2 separate regions of the Homo sapiens genome follow, and region 1 is linked to region 2. A link is an interaction called in ENCODE POLR2A ChIA-PET data of the cell type or tissue named here. Cell type or tissue: Caco-2. All regions are shown on one strand. Links, peaks and the distances in the headings refer to the core of each region. The heading gives the core; the rest is flanking DNA.

Region 1 (4,393 bases), core at 319-4,318, 65 kb after region 2:
CTAAGTTTCTTTGTAGGTCTCAAAGGACTTGCTTTATGAATCTGGGTGCTCCTGTATTGGGTGCATATATATTTAGGATAGTTAGCTCTTCTTGGCGAATTGATCCCTTTACCATTATGTAATGGCCTTGTCTCTTTTGATCTTTGTTGGTTTAAAGTCTGTTTTATCAGAGAATAGGATTGCAACCCCTGCTTTTTTTTTTTTTTTTTTTTGCTTTCCATTTGCTTGGTATATCTTCCTCCATCCCTTTATTTTAGTCTATGTGTGTCTTTGCACATGAGCTGGGTCTCCTGAATACAGCACATTGATGGGTCTTGACTCTTTATCCAATTTGCCAGTCTGTGTCTTTTAATTGGGGCATTTAGCCCATTTACATTTAAGGTTAATATCGTTATGTGTGAATTTGATCCTGTCATTATGATGTTCGCTGGTTATTTTGCCCGTTAATTCATGCAGTTTCTTCATAGCATCGATGGTCTTTACAATTTGGCATGTTTTTGCAGTGGCTGGTACCAGTTGTTCCTTTCCATGTTTAGTGCTTCCTTTAGGAGCTCTCGTAAGGCAGGCCTGGTGGTGACAAAATCTCTCAGCATTTGCTTGTCTGTAAAGGATTTTATTTTTCCTTTACTTATGAAGCTTAGTTTGGCTAGATATGAAATTCTGGGTTGAAAATTCTTTAAGAATGTTGAATATTGGCCCCCACTCTCTTCTTGTAGGGTTTCTGCAGAGAGATCCACTGTTAGTCTGATGGGCGTCCCTTTGTGGGTAACTCAACCTTTCTCTTTGGCTGCCCTTAACACTTTTTCCTTCATTTCAACCTTGGTGAATCTGACAATTATGTGTCTTGGGGTTGCTCTTCTCAAGGAGTATCTTTGTGGTGTTCTCTGTATTTTCTGAATTTGAATGTTGGCCTGCCTTGCTAGGTTGGGGAAGTTCTCCTGGATAATATCCTGAAGAGTGTTTTCCAAGTTGGTTCCATTCTCCCCATCACTTCCAGGTACACCAATCAAACATAGATTTGGTCTTTTCACATAGTCCCATTTGTCTTGGAGGCTTTGTTCATGTCTTTTTACTCTTTTTCCTGTAACCTTGTCTTATTTGCTTTATTTCATTAATTTGATCTTCAATCACTGATACCCTTTCTTCCACTTGATCGAATCGGCTATTGAAGGTTGTGCATGTGTCACGAAGTTCTTGTGCCGTGGTTTTCAGCTCCATCAGGTCATTTAAGGTATTCTCTACACTGTTTATTCCAGTTAGCCATTCGTCTAATCTTTTTTCAAGGGTTTTACTTCCTTGCGATGGGTTCAAACGTCCTCCTTTAGCTCGGAGAAGTTTGTTTTTACCAACCTTCTGAAGCCTACTTCTGTCGACTTGTCAAAGTCATTCTCCATCCAGCTTTGTCTCTTTGCTGGCGAGGAGTTGCGATCCTTTGGAGGAGAAGAGGCACTCTGATTTTTAGAATTTTCAGCTTTTCTGCTCTGGTTTCTCCCCATCTTTGTGGTTTTATCTACCTTTGGTCTTTGATGTTGGTGACCTACAGATGGGGTTTTGGTGTAGATGACCTTTTTGGTGATGTTGATGCTATTCCTTTCTGTTTTTCAGTTTTCCTTCTAACTGTCAGGTCCCTCAGCTGCAGGTCGGTTGGAGTTTGCTGGAGGTCCACCCCAGACCCTGTTTTCCTGGGTATCACCAGCGGAGGCTGCAGAACAGCAAATATTGCAGAACAGCAAATACTACTTCCTGATCCTTCCTCTGGAAGCTTCGTCCCAGAGAGGCAGGTGCCTATATGAGGTGTCTGTCGGCCCCTCCTGGGAGGTATCTCCTAGTTAGGCTACATGGGGGTGAGGGACCCACTTAAGGAGGCAGTCTGTCCGTTCTCAGAGCTCAAACACCGTGCTGAGAGAACCAATGCTCTCTTCAGAGCTGTCAGACAGGGACCTTTAAGTCTGCAAAAGTTGTCTGCTGCCTTTTGTTCAGCTATGCCCTGGCCACAGAGATGGAGTCTAGAGGCAGTAGGCCTTACTGAGCTGCAGTGGGCTCTGCCCAGTTCGAACTTCCCGGCTGCTTTGTTTACCTACTCAAGCCTCAGCAACAGCGGACGCCCCTCCCCCAGCCAGGCTGCCGCCTCACAGTTCGATCTCAGACTGCTGCACTAGCAGTGAGCAAGGCTCCGTGGGTGTGGAACCCGCCGAGCCAGGCATGGGAGAGAATCTCCTTGTCTGCCGGTGGCTAAGATCTTGGGAAAAGTGCAGTATTTGGGCAGGAGTGTCCCATTTTTCCAGGTAGTCTGTCACGGCTTCCCTTGGCTAGGAAAGGGAAATCCCCTGACCCCTTGCACTTCCAGGGTGAGGTGACGCCCTGCCCTGCTTCAGCTCCCCATCCGTGGGCTGCACCCACTGTCAAACCAGTCCCAGTGAGATGAATCAGTTACCTCAGTCGGAAATGCAGAAATCACCTGTCTTCTGCGTCGATCACGCTGGGAGCTGCAGACTGGAGCTGTTCCGGTTGTTAAACTTTTAACTGTTAAAGAAGAGTTTGGGTCTTTCTTAGTGGATGATTATATTAATAAATATCAAATTGCTCTAATATAAGGCTGGAGTGCAGTGGCGCAATCTTGGCTGACTGCAACCTCTGCATCCCAGGTTCAAGTGATTCTCCTGCCTCACCCTTGGGAGTAGCTAGGACTATGAGTGTGTGCCACCACGCCAGGCTAATTTTTTTGGTATTTTTAGTAGAGATGGGGTTTCACCATGTTGGCCAGGCTGGTCTCCAACTCCTGAACTCAAGTGATCTGCGCACCTCGGCCTCCTAAAATGCCAGGATTACAGGTGTGAGTCACCGCACCCGGCCCAATTGATATATTTAAAAGCCTGATGTAGGCTGGGCAAAGTGGCTCATGCCTGTAAACTCAGCACTTAGAGAGGCCAAGGAAGGAGGATCCCTTGAGGCCAAGAGTTCAAGACCAGCTGAGGCAACATAGTGAGACTGTCTCTACGAAAAACAGAAAAATTAGCCAGGCATGGTGTCATGTGCCTATAGTCCCAGCTACTAGGAAGACTGAGGTGGTAGGATTCCTTGAGTTCAGGAGTTTGAGGTTACAGTGAGTTATGATCACAACATTTTACTCCGGCCTCAGCAACAGAACAAGACTCTGTCTCTCGGGAGGGGGAAAAAGCCTGTTTTAAGAGTTTAAAATGTCAGTATTAAAAGAAATAAGAAATCCTTATCTTTTAAACTATTTATATTTCAGGTGAATAATTTTAGATATCAACTTAAAAATGTGAGAGGAGGCTAGGCACAGTGGCTCACACCTGTAATCTCTGTACTTTGGTAGATGGAGGCAGGAAGATCACTTAAGCCCAGGAGTTGAAGACCAGCCTGAGCAACATGAAAGATCTTGTCTCTACCAAAACTTTAAAAAGTAGCCAGGTGTGGTGGCATGTGCCTGCAGTCCCAGGCACATGAGACTACTCGGGAGGCCAAGGCCCAGTTATTCAGGAGGCTGGGGCAGGAGGATCACTTGAATCCAAGAGGTCAACACTGCAGTAAGCTATGATGGTGCCACTGCACTCCAGCCTGGGTGACACAGCAAGACCCTGTCTTAAAAAAAAAAAAAAAAAAAAAAAAAAAAGTATGTGGCGATTCCTCAGGGATCTAGAACCAGAAATACCATTTGACCCAGCAATCCCATTACTGGGTATATACCCAAAGGTTTATAAATCATTCCACTACAAAGACACATGCAGCCAGGAGCGGTGGCTCATACCTGTAATCCCAGCACTTTGGGAGTCTGAGGTGGGCAGATCACAAGGTCAGGAGTTCAAGACCAGCCTGGCCAATATGGTGAAACCCGTCTCTATTAAAAATACAAAAAAAATTAGCCAGGCTAGGTGGTGGGCCCCTGTAGTCCCAAGCTACTTGGGAGGCTAAGGCAGGAGAATCGCTTGAACCCAGGAGGAGGAGGTTGCAGTGAGCCAAGATTGTGCCACTGCACTTCAGCCTGGGTGACACAGCAAGATTCTGTCTCAAAAAAAAAAAAATGCACACATATGTTTATTGCAGCACTGTTTACAATAGCAAAGACACCGAACCAACCCAAATGCCCATCAATGATAGAGTGGATAAAGAAAATATGATACATATACACCATGGAATACTATGCAGCCATAAAAAAGAGTGAGTTCATGTCCTTTGCAGGGACATGGATGAAGCTGGAAACCATCATCCTCAGCAAACTAACACAGGAAGAGAAAACCAAATAGCGCATGTTCTCACTCATAAGTGGGAGATGAACAATGAGAACACGTGGACACACGGAGGGGGACATCACACACCGGGGCCTGTTGGGGGGCTAGGGGCAAGGGGAGGGAGAGCATTAGGACAAACACCT
Region 2 (4,393 bases), core at 238-4,237:
TAACCCCAAGGCTCCATGCTCATTAAGTCACTCTCCACTCCCATCCCCAGCCCTAAGCAACTACTATCTACCTTCTGTCTTTACAGATTTGCCTTTTCTGAACATTTTGTATAAAAAAACATACTATATGTAGCTTTTTGTTATTGGCTTCCTTCACTGAGTACAATGGTTTTGAAGTTTGTCTATGTTGCAGCATGTATCAGTATTTTTTTCCTTTTAATTGCCAAGTAATATTCCATTGTATGGATATACCACATCTTGTTTATCCATTCATCAGCTGATAGACATTTGGGTTGTTTCCACTTTTTTGGCTGTTGTGAATAATGCTGCTATGAACATCCATATCCTAGCCTTTATGTGGATATGTTTTCATTACTCCTGAGTAGAAACCTAGGAGCGGAATTTCTGGGTCACATAATAATTTAATGTTTAACATCTTGAGAAACTGCCAAGCTGCCTTCCAAAGTTGCTGCACCATTTTACATTCCCTCCAGCAATATCTGAGGGGCAGCACGACTTTTAACCAGATAGTCACAAGATACATAATTATGTAGAGAAATCTCTTAATTCTAAAACTAGTTAGCTGAGATGATTCCCCACATTATATACATAGTATTTGATAGTATGTACCATTCTCTGTTTACAACAACATCTTTCACTCTAGGTACAACATTGTAACAGCTACTACCCACCCAAACCAGTCCCAAACTCCATTTATACTACTCCAATTCAATTTTAAATCTCCTAACCTTTTAGCTTTAGTACAAGTTGTTAACAATTTTTTTTCCATTTCTGTGTTTGTTATTTCTGTATTAGCTACTTGTTTTGTTGTTGCTGTTTGGTTTTTTTGTTTGTTTGTTTTTGAGACAGAGTCTTGCTCTGTCGCCCAAGCTGGAGTGCAGTGGCACAATCTTGGCTCACTACAACTTCTGCCTCCCGGGTTCAAACAATTCTCCTGCCTCAGCCTTCCAGATAGCTGGGATTATAGTTGCCCACCACCACGCCTGGCTAATTTTTATATTTTTAGTAGAGACAGGGTTTCACCATGTTGACCAGGCTGGTCTCAAACTCCTGACCTCAGGTGATCTGCCCGCCTCGGCCTCCCAAAGTGCTGGGATTACAGGCGGGAGCCACCGCACCCAGCCTACTTGTTCTTTAAGACCAGAAAAGCCTGGGAAGTGTTGCCACCTCACCAGACACAGTGGTAGGAGATGCCCGGTGTCCTGCCACAATGGAGCTTTGTGTGTGCCTCAGCACCGTCTCAGCAACATGAAAGGATGGCAGGGGATGGCAGCACAGCCTAGCATCTTAGCAAAAGAAGAGCAAAGCTATGGAAGAACAGACTTACTTGTAAATAACTGTTTTTTCTTCTTCCTGGGATTCCAAAAGATAAGGAGCTCTTGCCAAAGGTTTCAAATCAAAACTACAGTCATTAAAATTCACTTTCACCTTTAACCTTTAACAAGATAACAAGTGTGAGAAGGTTTTTTTGTTCTTTTTTATTGTTGTTTTTTGAGACAAGATCTCTGTTGCTCAGGCTGTGGTGCAGTGGTGCAATCACAGCTCACTGCAGCCTCAACCTCCTGGGTTCAAGGGATCTCTCCCACTTCAGCCACCCTCCGAAGCAGCTAGGACTACAGGCATGCACCACCATGCCAAGGGATTTATTTTTATTTTTTGTAGAGATGGGGTCTCAACATGTTGCCCAGGCTGGTCTCAAACTCCTGGCCTCAAGTGATCTTCCTGCCTCGGCCTCCTAAAGTGCTGAGATGATAGGCATGAGCCTCCACGCCTGGCGGTATGAGAATGTTTTGAAAGCAATACTAGCTTACATTTATATAGGAAATATTATTATACACTGACTGCTAAATATAGAGACAAAAACATCATTATTCCAACTGGTATACATTCTTGGATGAAATCAGTTGTTTTAGAGTTTCTGAAACCATGATGGAGATTGATTTACTGTTTACTGAGAACCAAGGATCAGCTAAGCAAAGTTTAAAGTACTCCCTATCCACTAAGAGCTTAAACTCCAAAGTAACAAGAAGCCACAGAAATTGTGTCATTTATAAGCATTATATAAAATGCTTTTCCCTAGAGAGAATCCAAACATTCCACTTCCCAGTCCTTTGCCATGGGGTGGCAGACAGGTATCTTAGAGTCCTCCAATCTTGCACCCATGCAAGGGTTGATTGGAAGGGTGATATTGGCCCTGCGTAGAACATAAATTTTGCTGGCACAGAGAAAACATAGAATGTAGTACAGCAATGTATGAAATGCTTGAAGAAGAAAAGGAACCAATCACCAAGATAAGAAAGCAATAAGAGCCTATTGGGAATGAACAAGCATATTGGGGGGAAAAAAGGAAATTTAAGAAATTAAAATCTTAATATCAAACACAGCGAAGAAAGAATTAGCAAACTGGAAAATATATACAAAGAGGAAAATGGAAAATATAAAGGACATATTAAAAGATATTAAGATAATAAGAAGGCCTAATATATATATCTAATCTGAGCCCAGAAGCAGAATGCAAAGAATGAAGAAAAAGCAATATTTAAAATGATAATTTTAAAAATTGCTGTATATTTTTCTGAACTGATGATAAACATGAATACAGAGATCCAGGAAGCACAACATATACCAGTAGGTTAAATAAAAAGAAATCCAGCTGGGTGCAGTGGCTCACGCTTGTAATCCCAGCACTCTGGGAGTCTGAGGTGGGTAAACTGCTTGAGTCCAGGAGTTCGAGACCAGCCTGGTCAACACGGTGAAACCTCATCTCTACTAAAAATACAAAAATTAGCTGGGTGTAGTGGTGCATGCCTGTAGTCCCATCTACTTGGGGAGCCAAGGAGTGGGGAATCACTTGAGCCCAGGAGATCAAGGCTGCAGTTAGCCAAGGTCACGCCACTGCACTCCACTCTGGGTGACAAAATGAGACCCTGTCTCAAAAAAAAAAAAAAAAATGAAAAGAAAAGAAACCCATACCCAGACACCAGCAGTGAGAATGCAGGACACCTAAAGACAAAGAGAAGATCGTAGCAGCAGCCACAGAGAAAGGACGGAAAATCAGAGTGACAGCAGACTTCTCAAAAACAACAATAGAAGCCAAATAACAAGAGAATTATGTCTTTAAAACATTAAGAGAAATAATTGTCAATCTAGAATCGTGTGCTTGGCAAATTATCTTCAAAGGTAAACAAACATTGAATTGTAAAGGCCAAACTTCAGAAAAAAGGAAAATGATCCCAGAAATTTGGTATAAAATGGAAAGAGGGACGGGATGCATATGGATTCCTTCCTCTTTGTAGCTGTCTCCCATACCTATATCTGCTACAGAACTGTACCGAACTCCTATTGGTAACTTCAGATGGGATGTTTCCTCTTGGATGTACCCAAACTAGAGGTCATTTATTAAATTAATAAAATTATAAAACAAAGCATTGAGTGATTTAAATCCCAAGAAACTGTTCTTCCTCCTTTTCTATTTTTATCCAAGTTCTACCTTTGTCTGCTTTCTATTAGGCTAGGTTAAATGACCCTTCTTTGTGTGTCCTTAATAATATGTGCATATCACATTGTAATAGAATGATCTGCTTAAATATCTGTCTTCTCTATTCGATTGTGAATGCTTTAAAGGCAATTACAACTCAATACATGATTCTTTGATGGAATGAATTAATGTAATGTTATAGGATGAATTACGTGCACCCAAAAAAATATCTTCAAATCCTAATCCCTGGCATCTGTGAATTTGACCTTATTTGGAAATAGGGTCTTTGCAGATGTTATCAGGTTAAAATGAGGTAACAGTAGATTAGGGTGTTGGACCCTAACCCACTGATAGGTGTCCTTATCAGAAGAGGGGAATTTGGACACAGACACAGAGAGAAGACCATGTGAAGATGGAGACAGAGACTGCAGAGATAAGGCTATAAACCGAGGAACACCAAGGATTGCTGGATTGCTTCAACCATCAGTAGCTAGGAAAGAGACAAGGAGCCTTCAGAGAGAGTGGCCCTGCCAGTACCTGGACGTTAGTCTTCCAGCCTCCAGGACTGTGGAGAATAGATTCCTGTCATTTCAAGCTGCTCAGTTTGCAGTGCTTTGTTATGGCAAGCCCAGGAAACTAATACAGAGGATAACAATTCTCAAAACTTCGAGCTCCTCTCTGACTCTTAGTTCTCCCTGGCCCTCCAAATGTAGTCACCAAAATCTAGAATTCCCTTGTGTCATCATATCGATCTCTGTTTCACTCCTCTTGCCACCATCGTGACTGAGACTCTTATTACCAAAAATGTGGATTCCTATTTTTTAAAAAAACTCTTCAGTGATCTCCAACCTCCAGTCCTATCCTATATCCAAACTGTCATATACCTCACACATC

Evidence for each region. Peaks named below come from ENCODE experiments on the same cell type or tissue, not always from the same donor. Only the 100,000 strongest peaks of a DNase experiment are listed, where the experiment ranks them.
Region 1: POLR2A ChIA-PET joins it to region 2 with 6 read pairs; 8 of 35 experiments call an interaction of 5 or more read pairs at or near these places.

Annotation. Positions count from the first base shown.
Region 1 is chr2:24,093,271-24,097,663 of GRCh38, reverse strand. It overlaps a transcript of FAM228B not described here. Among named protein-coding and RNA genes, the nearest start is that of TP53I3, 11 kb to the right of the region's middle. RefSeq lists an enhancer at 1,510-2,709. In Caco-2, for the core only: no CTCF peak of the experiment used is centred there; a DNase peak (open chromatin) is centred at 2,104.
Region 2 is chr2:24,158,569-24,162,961 of GRCh38, reverse strand. FAM228B (family with sequence similarity 228 member B) reads right to left here. Exons shown (of 11, transcript NM_001145710.2): 8 at 1,349-1,456. Among named protein-coding and RNA genes, the nearest start is that of FAM228A, 14 kb to the left of the region's middle. In Caco-2, for the core only: no CTCF peak of the experiment used is centred there; no DNase peak of the experiment used is centred there.